Linked DNA regions of Homo sapiens: region 2 is linked to region 1. A link is a contact called in ENCODE POLR2A ChIA-PET data. All regions are on one chromosome and are shown on one strand. The core of a region is the stretch at or near the end of the contact, and the rest is flanking DNA. Distances in the headings are between cores, read along the strand shown.

Region 1 (4,823 bases), core at 860-3,359:
AGAGAAGAGAGGAGCGGGAAGAGGGCTGGCAGGAGGATCGTTGACCTAGGAAGAGAGGAAGGCCTGGTGAAGCTCTAGAAGGAAAGAGTCAGAATGAGACGTTACAGACCACAAAGGCGGGGCAAGGGCACAGAGGCAGCTGGAGAGCAGACTGGGCGCGTTGGTGTGTTATAGACACAAGAGAAAGAGCCCAGAGGAGGCAGTAACAAATGGGAGCATATAGGAGCTAGAAGCCACATTTGGGAAACTAGGGAAAGGGGAAGAGAAGGAGAGAAAAGCAGTGCAAATCTAACTAGAGATTTGATTCCTTAGGCACTAGGAAAGCTCAGCTTGGGGGCTGTCTGCCTCATCTGAGAGGAAGGAAAGTGGAGATATAAACGGATTAAGAGGATAGGAGACCAGGGGACAGACTGGTGTCCAAATTTGATGCATACCACATTTGACATTTGGCTAATGAAGGTTGATGGAAAACAACTTTTACTCGATTAGGATAGAAAAGTTTTTTAAAAAGCTGAGTGTAATTGACATGAATTAGTGATAAATGACCAAAAAAAATACACCACTAATCTAAAATACTTTATGACCTATCAAACAGGAGACACAAGTTTGTCAAAAAGTTTGAGACACTTAGATGCACTTAGATGCCTTAGAAGGCATCTCCATTCCTGGTCTGGAACATTCACAAGTGTGGTATTGGCCCTAATCAGTTCTACGAACAACTTTTTAATAAGGCTGGTTGGTAAAGACTAACTTCTGGCTTTGTTTTCCCAATAGAATATGCTAGAACTGTGCAACTTTAGACATTTTTAAGGAATAAGTGTATTATTACTCATAGTAGTGAAGGGAAAATTCACACTGTTCTCAAGGCTAATAGACGTACTGTTAATTTTAGCTCATGTGTTTAAATGGATTGTCTATCAGGGGAAAAAAGTCAAATATGAAATTGTTCTAATGATAATTTGCTGTAATTCTAAAGCCAATATGTGAAAGAGCTGTGTAATAATATATTTAAATACTAAAAAATCTTTTGGACATTAACCTTAGATGCTGATGTCCTCTTATTGAGTTGTGGTTTTGTTTTGCTAATACTGGTTGAAAGCCCTTTAATTTTTCAGTGACATCATAAAGATTTTTTATCCTACTGAAATCATCCATAGAATGGTTTTAAACCAGTTTTCTAAATATCATGTATTTTTTAAAACCTACCACTGGATACCCAGACTCTGAAACTGGGCTTCTCCCAATCTTGGCAACATTAGCAATGATACTCACTTTCAGTATTGATGGCAACCCTATAGGAGGCGTGACCATTCCAATTTTGATTTTATTTTTAAAGTGTGAACTTTCCAGAACCCTGAGCAAAATGAGTGCAGCGATTTTCTTTTTGTAGGACAAGAAGACAGAAGAGTTCTTCTCTGTGGTGACTACAGACTAGAGGAATGCTCTAGTGAGTTTCCACTTCAAGTAGTACCCACTCATAAGCCGGGGGGGCAGACCCTTCTGTCTAAACACATCTTTTATTTGTGTTCCAGCAGGTGCAACAGGTTCAGGTGTTTGCTGACGTCCAGTGTACAGTGAATCTGGTAGGCGGGGACCCTTACCTGAACCAGCCTGGTCCACTGGGAACTCAAAAGCCCACGTCAGGACCACAGACCCCCCAGGCCCAGCAGAAGAGCCTCCTTCAGCAGCTACTGACTGAATAACCACTTTTAAAGGAATGTGAAATTTAAATAATAGACATACAGAGATATACAAATATATTATATATTTTTCTGAGATTTTTGATATCTCAATCTGCAGCCATTCTTCAGGTCGTAGCATTTGGAGCAAAAAAAAAAAAAAAAAAAAAAAAAGGAGTTTGCTTTTGTCGGGAGATTGAAAGATGTTTTTGTTTCTTTCTTTGTAAAGGCCTTGGATATTGAAAAAATACCAAGGCAGAACAGTTGGACAATCTATTTCTTGAGCCAAATTTAATTATTCTTATTTTTGTAATCAGTCATTGGCTTCTTATCTGGATGAAGGCTTTTGGAGGAGAACCAAAACGACAAGTTCCAAGAAGAAGATGAAGCTCCGCCTCCGCCGCTTAGTCCCAACCCTGCCCAGGAAGAAGGGCCCGTGGGGCTTTGCCTGTGCCCGTCCACCAAAGGCTGTCATGTGTCTCGAAATCAGCAGCCCTCCCCATCCCAATCCCAGGCAGCTTGTGTGTACAATCAGCTTCTCTAGCAACTCTGTATCTGTTGGCTTCAAGAGAATATTTTGCCTCCACATATGTACCCCTTCTCCTTTTTTTAAAGATGGATTTAAACCAAGATGCCTCCAGGAAAGAGGACGAAATGAGTATATTCACAGAGGAATCCAAAAAATACAGTTTGGGGGAAAATGCAATAATTTTTGATGAGATGGGTGAAGGACAAGAAGTGAGTTGTGTCAATTATTGTAGATACAATTTTCTGATTAAATCTGGAAAAATAAAAGGCAGCCTGTTTTTTCTGCTTTTATTGTATTAACAGCTGAGGTAGCTAAAGTTATTTAAAATAAAATTAAATTTATGATCCAAGTAGCTTATTTTTCCCTTTAAATCTCATTGTAAATATATTTGATTTCTTGTAGAAATTGATTTCCTTCTGTTTAATTTTATGCTTTTATTATACTCTTGATTTTTCTAAATTTGTGTGTGAAATATAACATTGATTGAATTGCAGTTACATTTGGTTAGTAATATTTCATTATTTTAATAACTGTGATGTCATGTATGGATTTACTTTGGGGTTCAAATCAAAATGTCACTGCCAGAAAGAGCTGTTCCAGCTGATCTAGAGCATACTGCCCTAGAGTGTCCCTGGGATCATCTGAACAGAAGTGCACAGGCTACTTGTACAGAGAAAAAATTAATACTCAAAGGAAATCTTCATTTTTTAGATTGACTTTGGGAATTTGAATTTTCATCAGTGCAAATATAAATTTCTCTATCCTGCTCTGAGGCTAATTGGTACCATATTTTCCCTTTGTGTCTTGTGACTCTGCCACATCCCATCTCATCCTGGCCTCTGAGTCAAGAACCCAGTGAACTGACTTTCTAGTTCTAGAAGTTCCGCTGCAAGGCCAGGAAAGCTTGAGAAAGGTATTGTGGAAGAAGCAAAGGTAGACCCCCATCACTCACCTTTGTCTGCATCCCTGGGCCTGTGAATGATGACAGCACCTGACATTCTGCACCAGCTACCTCTGCCTCCATGGCAGAGAAAAGGCCATAAGAACAGTGGAAGAGGAGCATGGACTCAGACTTCAAGGAAGAAGCCATTTCCCCAGGTCCTTCCTTCTGCATCTCACCACCCCTAGTTACAAATAACTCCATTGAACAGCATCTATTCAGAAACTATGCCGAATAAAAAGATTGGTGGAAGGGCTCATGTGGTTAGCAACTATGAAACAGAAATAGGACACTCAGTTACAAACATTATCTCCTTTAGTTTTTCAGAAAATGCATCCCTGATTTCATTCATTTCCAGCTTGAAAGCCAGCCATATTACTCTAGTCCCTACCAAACTGCTCTAGAAGGTCATTTCCATTTTGTTTGTGATATTTAGACGCGCAGACTTCAGGAAGTTCACCTTTAACTTCAGCATTCCAGATGAAGTTTCCTGACTCAGTGCTTTTGCATAAGGAACTAGAAAAAAAAAGTAAGGAAAATTGGAGATGCTAACATCCTCCCCCATCCCAACTGCACCTTAAAATATGCATGTCACCTTCAAGGTTTTATAATTGCACTGTTTGTTTTATGTATGTACAGATTAAAATTATTGCTACATTTGAGGAAAATAAAATTGCTTGCTTCTATGTAATTCCTGTCATTCCACAGGAAATTCACTTTTCCAGCTACTGAATAGAATTTGTTTAACAACCTCATGGGTTGCCTCTTCATTTACAGGGAAGAAATGAAATGTACATCTGCAGAAATTGCCAAAGCCCAAATTAACGAGTATTATAAAAGGATAATAAAGCATCCCTGAAGCCAAAGATCCTCAAAGTCATCCTGATTTGAGCCAGACCATTGAAATTTGAGAAGGTCAAACTGAAGTCATGATAGCAGGCCTTGAGGGGTTCTAACTGTGACATTATCTGATGATTAAAGACTTCTAGGCCTGCTGTTTCTTGACTCAGAAGATCTGGTCCAGGCAGTACTTCATGGCCATAGATGCCATGTCTCTCTCTATTTTTTTTAAAATATATCAACATTTATCAATAATAGGTATTGAGTCTTACTTGAGAAGCCTCCTTCAATGTGACAATGCATTTTATAGGAATTAGGCCCTGTTGTTTGTTTTTAAATCCTAAATCCACCAACTTGGCTAAGTAGGGCTAGGGTGTAAGAGTTACAGAGGAAACAAACATGAAATGCGGCTCAACAGTTAAAGACAGATTTATTTTAGAGAAAATAAACCTGAGAGGGGCTTCTGGCTGATTTCCATCAGGAGTGCTTTCTCTTACAGAGTAAGAGTATACGTTGGTTTTAGGGTGAGGGGGCTTATCACAAGCTTGGAATGTTTTTGTGTGAGGGAGAAGTTTTATGGCAGGGTCGGAATGTCTGGGCAAAGGGGAGGTTATCTTGGGGCTGATGTCTTTCTGGCCAGAGGGGGGTTATCTCGGGGTTAGCATGTCTTTGGCTGGGGAGGAGTTTGGAGTGTTGCTGGTTGGAGATGTTATTTGTGGTTTATGGTTGTGCTGACCTTAGTCATTAGGCTGATGCCCTTTGGATTTAGGCGGTTTTTGATTAAGGTGAATTTTAGAATGAGGGGCTTGTCCAAGATGGCGATGCTCCTGCTCTG
Region 2 (5,095 bases), core at 1,145-3,644, 110 kb after region 1:
TCGCCTCGTCGCCTGGAAAGCAAACTCCATGCAGCCGGGACACGGGTTGTTTCCCTGCTGGCTCCCCAGCACCCGGGACTGGCACATAGAAAGCCATAGGCAACAACTGGCAGATGGAGGGGCGGGAAGAGGTCAGGCCTCGCAGTCACATAGACCTGCACACGGCTGCCCGCAGGCTGTGTGCCCTGGAGCAAGTCGCCTGCCTCTCTGACATGGCTCCTCACCCTTGCAGTAACCCCACAGGCTGTTCCAGTAAGACTGAAAGACTGGGCCGGGCGCGGTGGCTCATGCCTGTAATCCCAGCACTTTGGGAGGCCGATGTGGGCAGATCACAAGGTCAGGAAATCGAGACCATCCTGGCTAACATGGTGAAATCCCGTCTCTACTAAAAAAAAATGCAAAAAGTTAGCCAGGCGTGGTGGGCAGGAGGCTGAGGCAGGAGAACGGCATGAACCCGGGAGGCGGAGCTTGCAGTGAGCCGAGATTGCGCCACTGCACTGCAGCCTGGGCGACAGAGCGAGACTCTGTCTCAAAAAAAAAAAAAAAAAAAAAAAAGACTGAAAGACTGCACATACCTCACACAGGGCTTGGCACAAAATACCCCTTTCATGACTTTTTCTTTGCTTCCATTGAAGGCAAATTAGTAACTAATAATAACACTTTGAGGACGTTTTACAAGAATCTTCATGTTCATCATTCTATTTGTTTCTCACAACAAGAGGAGGCAGGGCAGAGTTTTCTTATTCTCATTTTGCAAGAGACTTAAAGTCAGAGAAATAAGCTTCCGAGCCCCTAGTCTCCCAGCAGCGCTGAGACCGGAACCCAGACCCCCTTACCCCGGGGCCAGGGCTCCCCTCCCTCAATACGATCACCTTAGCTGAACTGTGATGGGTGTCTGCCAAGGCGGGGCTACAGCCGCGGCACAGGGGGCTCCCCAAGAGCTAAGGATCCAGTTAGGACCTGGAACATCTGGGCAGGTGGGAAGGAGGAGTCATAAGGTCTGCAGACAGTGAGTGACTCTCCCATGCTGCCTTGGGCAAATTCTAAGCATCGCTGCACCAAGAGAGACTCTGAGATCTCCAATAAATGCAACCTTAATCAATACAACACGAGGCTCAAGCCTGGGGTGCTGCTGCCATGCCCTTCCGAGCTGGGTATCTGCCAAGTTTCCACCATGTGCCTCAAAACAAAGGGGCCTCCAGAAGCTTTCTGCTTATAACTTGTGCATGCCTTTGGTAAGAGATGTTCAAAGTCTACCCTCTTCCAAAACAAAGAGGACTTCCAGAATAGGCATCCAGCCCATCTGACATGTTAGGCCAGGTCCCTCATGATCTGCCAGGCAGCTAGAGCAGCTTCTCAGGTTGCGCACTGCCAGGGGTGCCACTACACAGATCTGTCGTGATGGCTTCCCCAGACACGGAACATGGCGGCCTTGGCCCCAGGCTCTACTGTCTTGACTCTGGTTGCTCCTCAACAGGCTCCCCTCCCTCCAATCACAATGGGCCTCTCTCCAGTCCTCCCTATAAGATGTGCTATTTCAGGGATCCAAGGCTCCAACCAAAACAGCCTGCCTCTGCTGCCTGTGGAGGTCCACATGTTATGACGAGTCTGTGACCTTACCCTTGTCAAGCTCTTAGCAGAAATAATATTTCAAATGTAAGCATATCAGAGCTCAAAAGAGAATAAAAGTGGTAGAAAGTGACTAGGTAGCTGCTTTAGATGAGGTCTGAGGAAGACAGCTGGCCCTAGTTCTTCACTCCCCCGCAAAAGCATCACACAGCCACATCCTTGCAGAGTATAAAGTCTCCTTCCAGCTGGGCATGGTGGCTCACGCCTGTAATCTCAGCACTTTGGGAGGCCAAGGCGGGTGGATCACCTGAGGTCAGGAGTTCGAGACCAGCCTGGCCAATGTGGCGAAACTCATCTCTACTAAAAGTACAAAAATTAGCTGGGTGTTGTGGCAGGCACCTGTAATCCCAGCTATTCGGGAGGCTGAGGCAGGAGAATCGCTTGAACCCGGGAGGCGGAGGTTGCAGTGAGCCAAGATAGCACCACTGCACTCCAGCCTGGGCAATAGAGTGAGACTCCACCTCAAAAAAAAAAAAAAAGTCTCCTTCCTTCCTGCTGGCTTTGACCACGTGATTTGCTTTGGCCAAAAAGACTTCAGCATCTATAAAAGCAGCACATTCTGAAATGCCCATGAGGGCTGGCTTTTTGTTTTGTGCTTCTCCCGTCACCAGAACACCACACACTAAGAACCTCACTGGTACAACAGAACAATAAACTGATACAGCAGAACTGATCCCAAGCTGCAGCTTAGAGCCAAAGCCATCCCAGCCCAGATCAGCCCCACCCCAGCCAACCCACAGATGTGCAAGTGAGGAATGCCTGGCATGAGCCACCGAGTTCTGGGCTGTTATGCAGCATTAGGTGAAAACAGCTGGCACCGACGTTAGGACAGGTCTCTCGGAAGCAGTGTCATTTCAACTGAGAAGTGAATGCCAAGCAAGATCCAGCCACGGGAGAGGCCAGAAGGATGGGCATTCTGGGTGGAGAAGACACTAGCAGTGCAAAGGAGACCCCCCTACAGCATGAGGCACAGCCTTCCCTCAGTGCAGCTCCTGATGCGTCTGTGTGTATCTCCCAAGAGGATGCAGTAAGTACCTGAGATCATGGGTGTCACTTACATTTGTAGCCCCAGGGCCTTGCACAGCTATTGGAACATAGCAAACGTGAGCTGTGTGAACAGCTACAGTGGTAAAAAGAAGCTGAAAGAACAGTTCATTCTCCACTGAAGTGTTCCCCCTTGATAAGAGAGCCAAAATGAAGATAAACAGAGAAGTGGTTCTCAACCACAGGTGATCAGCCCACCACCGAGGCCATTCCACAGTGTGTCTGGAGACGTTTTGACAGTCACGACTAGGAGAGCGGGTGCTACTGGCCTCTAGTGGGCGGAGGCCAGGGATGCTGCTGAACATCCTACACTGCACAGGGCAGCCCCCACCACAAAGAACCATCCAGCCCCAAATGTCAACGGAGCCAACGTCAAGAAACCCTGGCCTGGAACAACGCCTTCTTCCTTTTTGATTCCTGAGTGTTCACAATGAACTTTTTCTTGACCTTTTCTACCAGAGAATAATGAACTCTGAAGCAATGGTGTGAACAAGTAGATTTATTTTTATGTCAATTGTAGAGTTTGTGGGCTAAGAGGAGAATGCTCCTGATACTTACTGAACATAAAGACACAACAGCCTGATCAATGCACCCACCCAGAAGGCCCACGTTTCAGGGGTGTAGATGGTCAAAACCAGAGAAGGCCATCTGGTCAACCTCCCCATTTCCATGCAAGAATGGACAGCTCAAATGTAGCATCTTATCCTAACCCAGGGATTACTCACTTGGACTAGGCTTTGGAGGAGTTGGTGAGCCCTTAAAGTAGGGCAGAAATCACACTTGGCCCGTCTCTGGGAAGCAAGTCCATTGCTCTTGTCAGATTCTCCTAAGGATCTGTTACTCCAGATGACTGAGAACCACAAAACTCCTCAAAAGCTCCCACTGCTCTTGCTGCTTCACTAGACACACAAACATCTGCTCACAGCATTTCCTGTCTTCTCTTATTGATGTGACCTCATTATTTAGTCACCTTGGTCTCTTTCTCTAGGCCAAATAATTCCAATTCTATTTAAAGAAGTCCGTTTTAAAGCCGAATCATGTTTGGTCTCATGTCTTTTTACAAAGTGGTCAGTTCAACTCTATTGAATACTCTGGTGAGTGGCGGACCCCATACTGGGCCCTGGAGATTATAAAATTACCTCAAGGAGCTGACTCTACTGGCAGTAAAGAAGCTAGCAGTGGCCGGGCACCGTGGCTCATGCCTGTAATTCCAGCACTTTGGGAGGCCGAGGCGGGTGGATCGCCTGAGGTCAGGAGTTCGAGACCAGCCTGGGCAACTTGGTGAAACCCCGTCTCTACTAAAAATACAAAAATTAGCTGGGTATATGGTGGCACATGCCTGTAGTCCCAAGTTATTTGGGAGGCTGAGGCACAAGAACTGCTTGAGCCCGGGAGGCAGAGGTTGCAGTGAGCCGAGATCACACCACTGCACTCCAGCCTGGATGATGGAGTGAGACCCTGTCTCAAAAAAAGGGCCAGGCGCGGTGGCTCAAGCCTGTAATCCCAACACTTTGGGAGGCAGAGGCGGGCAGATCACGAGGTCAGGAGTTCAAGACTAGCCTGGCCAATATAGTGAAACCCCGTCTCTACTAAAAATATAAAAATTAGCTGGGCATGGTGGCGGGCACCTGTAGTCCCAGCTACTTGGGAAGCTGAGGCAGAAGAATCGCTTGAACCCGGGAGTCGGAGGTTGCAGTGAGCTGAGATCTCACCACTGCCCTCCAGCCTGGGCGACACAGAGAGACTCTGTCTCAAAAAAAATAAAAAAAAGAAGCTAGCAGTGAACAGAGGATGTGCAGCTCGATTCTGAGGGAGAGGGGAGAAGTCAGCAAAGGCCCCCATGAGGAAGGAAAGCTTGGGCTGGCCACACTCAGTTGGAGTTTTCACATGTTCTGAAAACACAGAGCTTTCACATATATTTAAGCATATAGATTCTGGACGATAAAGAAAATTGAAACCAATTTCTAACTGACGGCCAATACTAAGTGAGGCAGGAATGAAAGGGCTCCATGCTTTTGCTCATGCTTTCTTACCTATAAGCAACACTGGGTACATTTATCACACAGATCACCTGACTTTCTGAAACTAACTTTAGATGAACTTGAAAGCAAATGTACCAGCTCGGAGGAAGACAAGTGTATAATCTGGAGACAGAAGATATTTAGGAATCCAGATAGATCATCACACAAACTTAAAATGTAAAAACTTGAAGGGAACAGATCACTGATGACACAGAAACACCAAGCCCTTATTCTCTTGTGTTTGTGGCCATGGAACACAGCAAACTCTTTGGATTCCAAAACTTCCTACCTTTCAATTCAGAAAATGACATTTTGAGAGTAAAACTTTTTGCACACCGTCTGCAACAAAAACCCACATCATCTGCTCTCCTGAATCACAGCTTTCTCCTGGGGATTTGATA

Evidence for each region. ChIA-PET counts read pairs that join two places held with the same protein, here RNA polymerase II (POLR2A).
Region 2: POLR2A ChIA-PET joins it to region 1 with 18 read pairs in activated naive CD4-positive, alpha-beta T cell. The contact joins two enhancer-like sites. POLR2A ChIA-PET finds 5 or more read pairs at or near these places in 5 of 52 experiments (BJ, GM10248, OCI-LY7 and 2 more).

The regions. Positions count from the first base shown.
Region 1 is chr2:24,766,689-24,771,511 of GRCh38, forward strand. It overlaps NCOA1 (nuclear receptor coactivator 1), which reads left to right. Exons shown (of 23, transcript NM_003743.5): 23 at 1,533-4,014. The coding sequence ends at 1,703. Among named protein-coding and RNA genes, the nearest start is that of PTRHD1, 24 kb to the right of the region's middle. Within about 2 kb of position 2,110, at least 3 of the 41 ENCODE cell types and tissues checked have a DNase peak (open chromatin) inside an H3K27ac peak, as active enhancers do.
Region 2 is chr2:24,878,922-24,884,016 of GRCh38, forward strand. The region is part of intron 2 of ADCY3 (adenylate cyclase 3); the gene reads right to left. Among named protein-coding and RNA genes, the nearest start is that of ADCY3, 39 kb to the right of the region's middle. Within about 2 kb of position 2,395, at least 2 of the 41 ENCODE cell types and tissues checked have a DNase peak (open chromatin) inside an H3K27ac peak, as active enhancers do.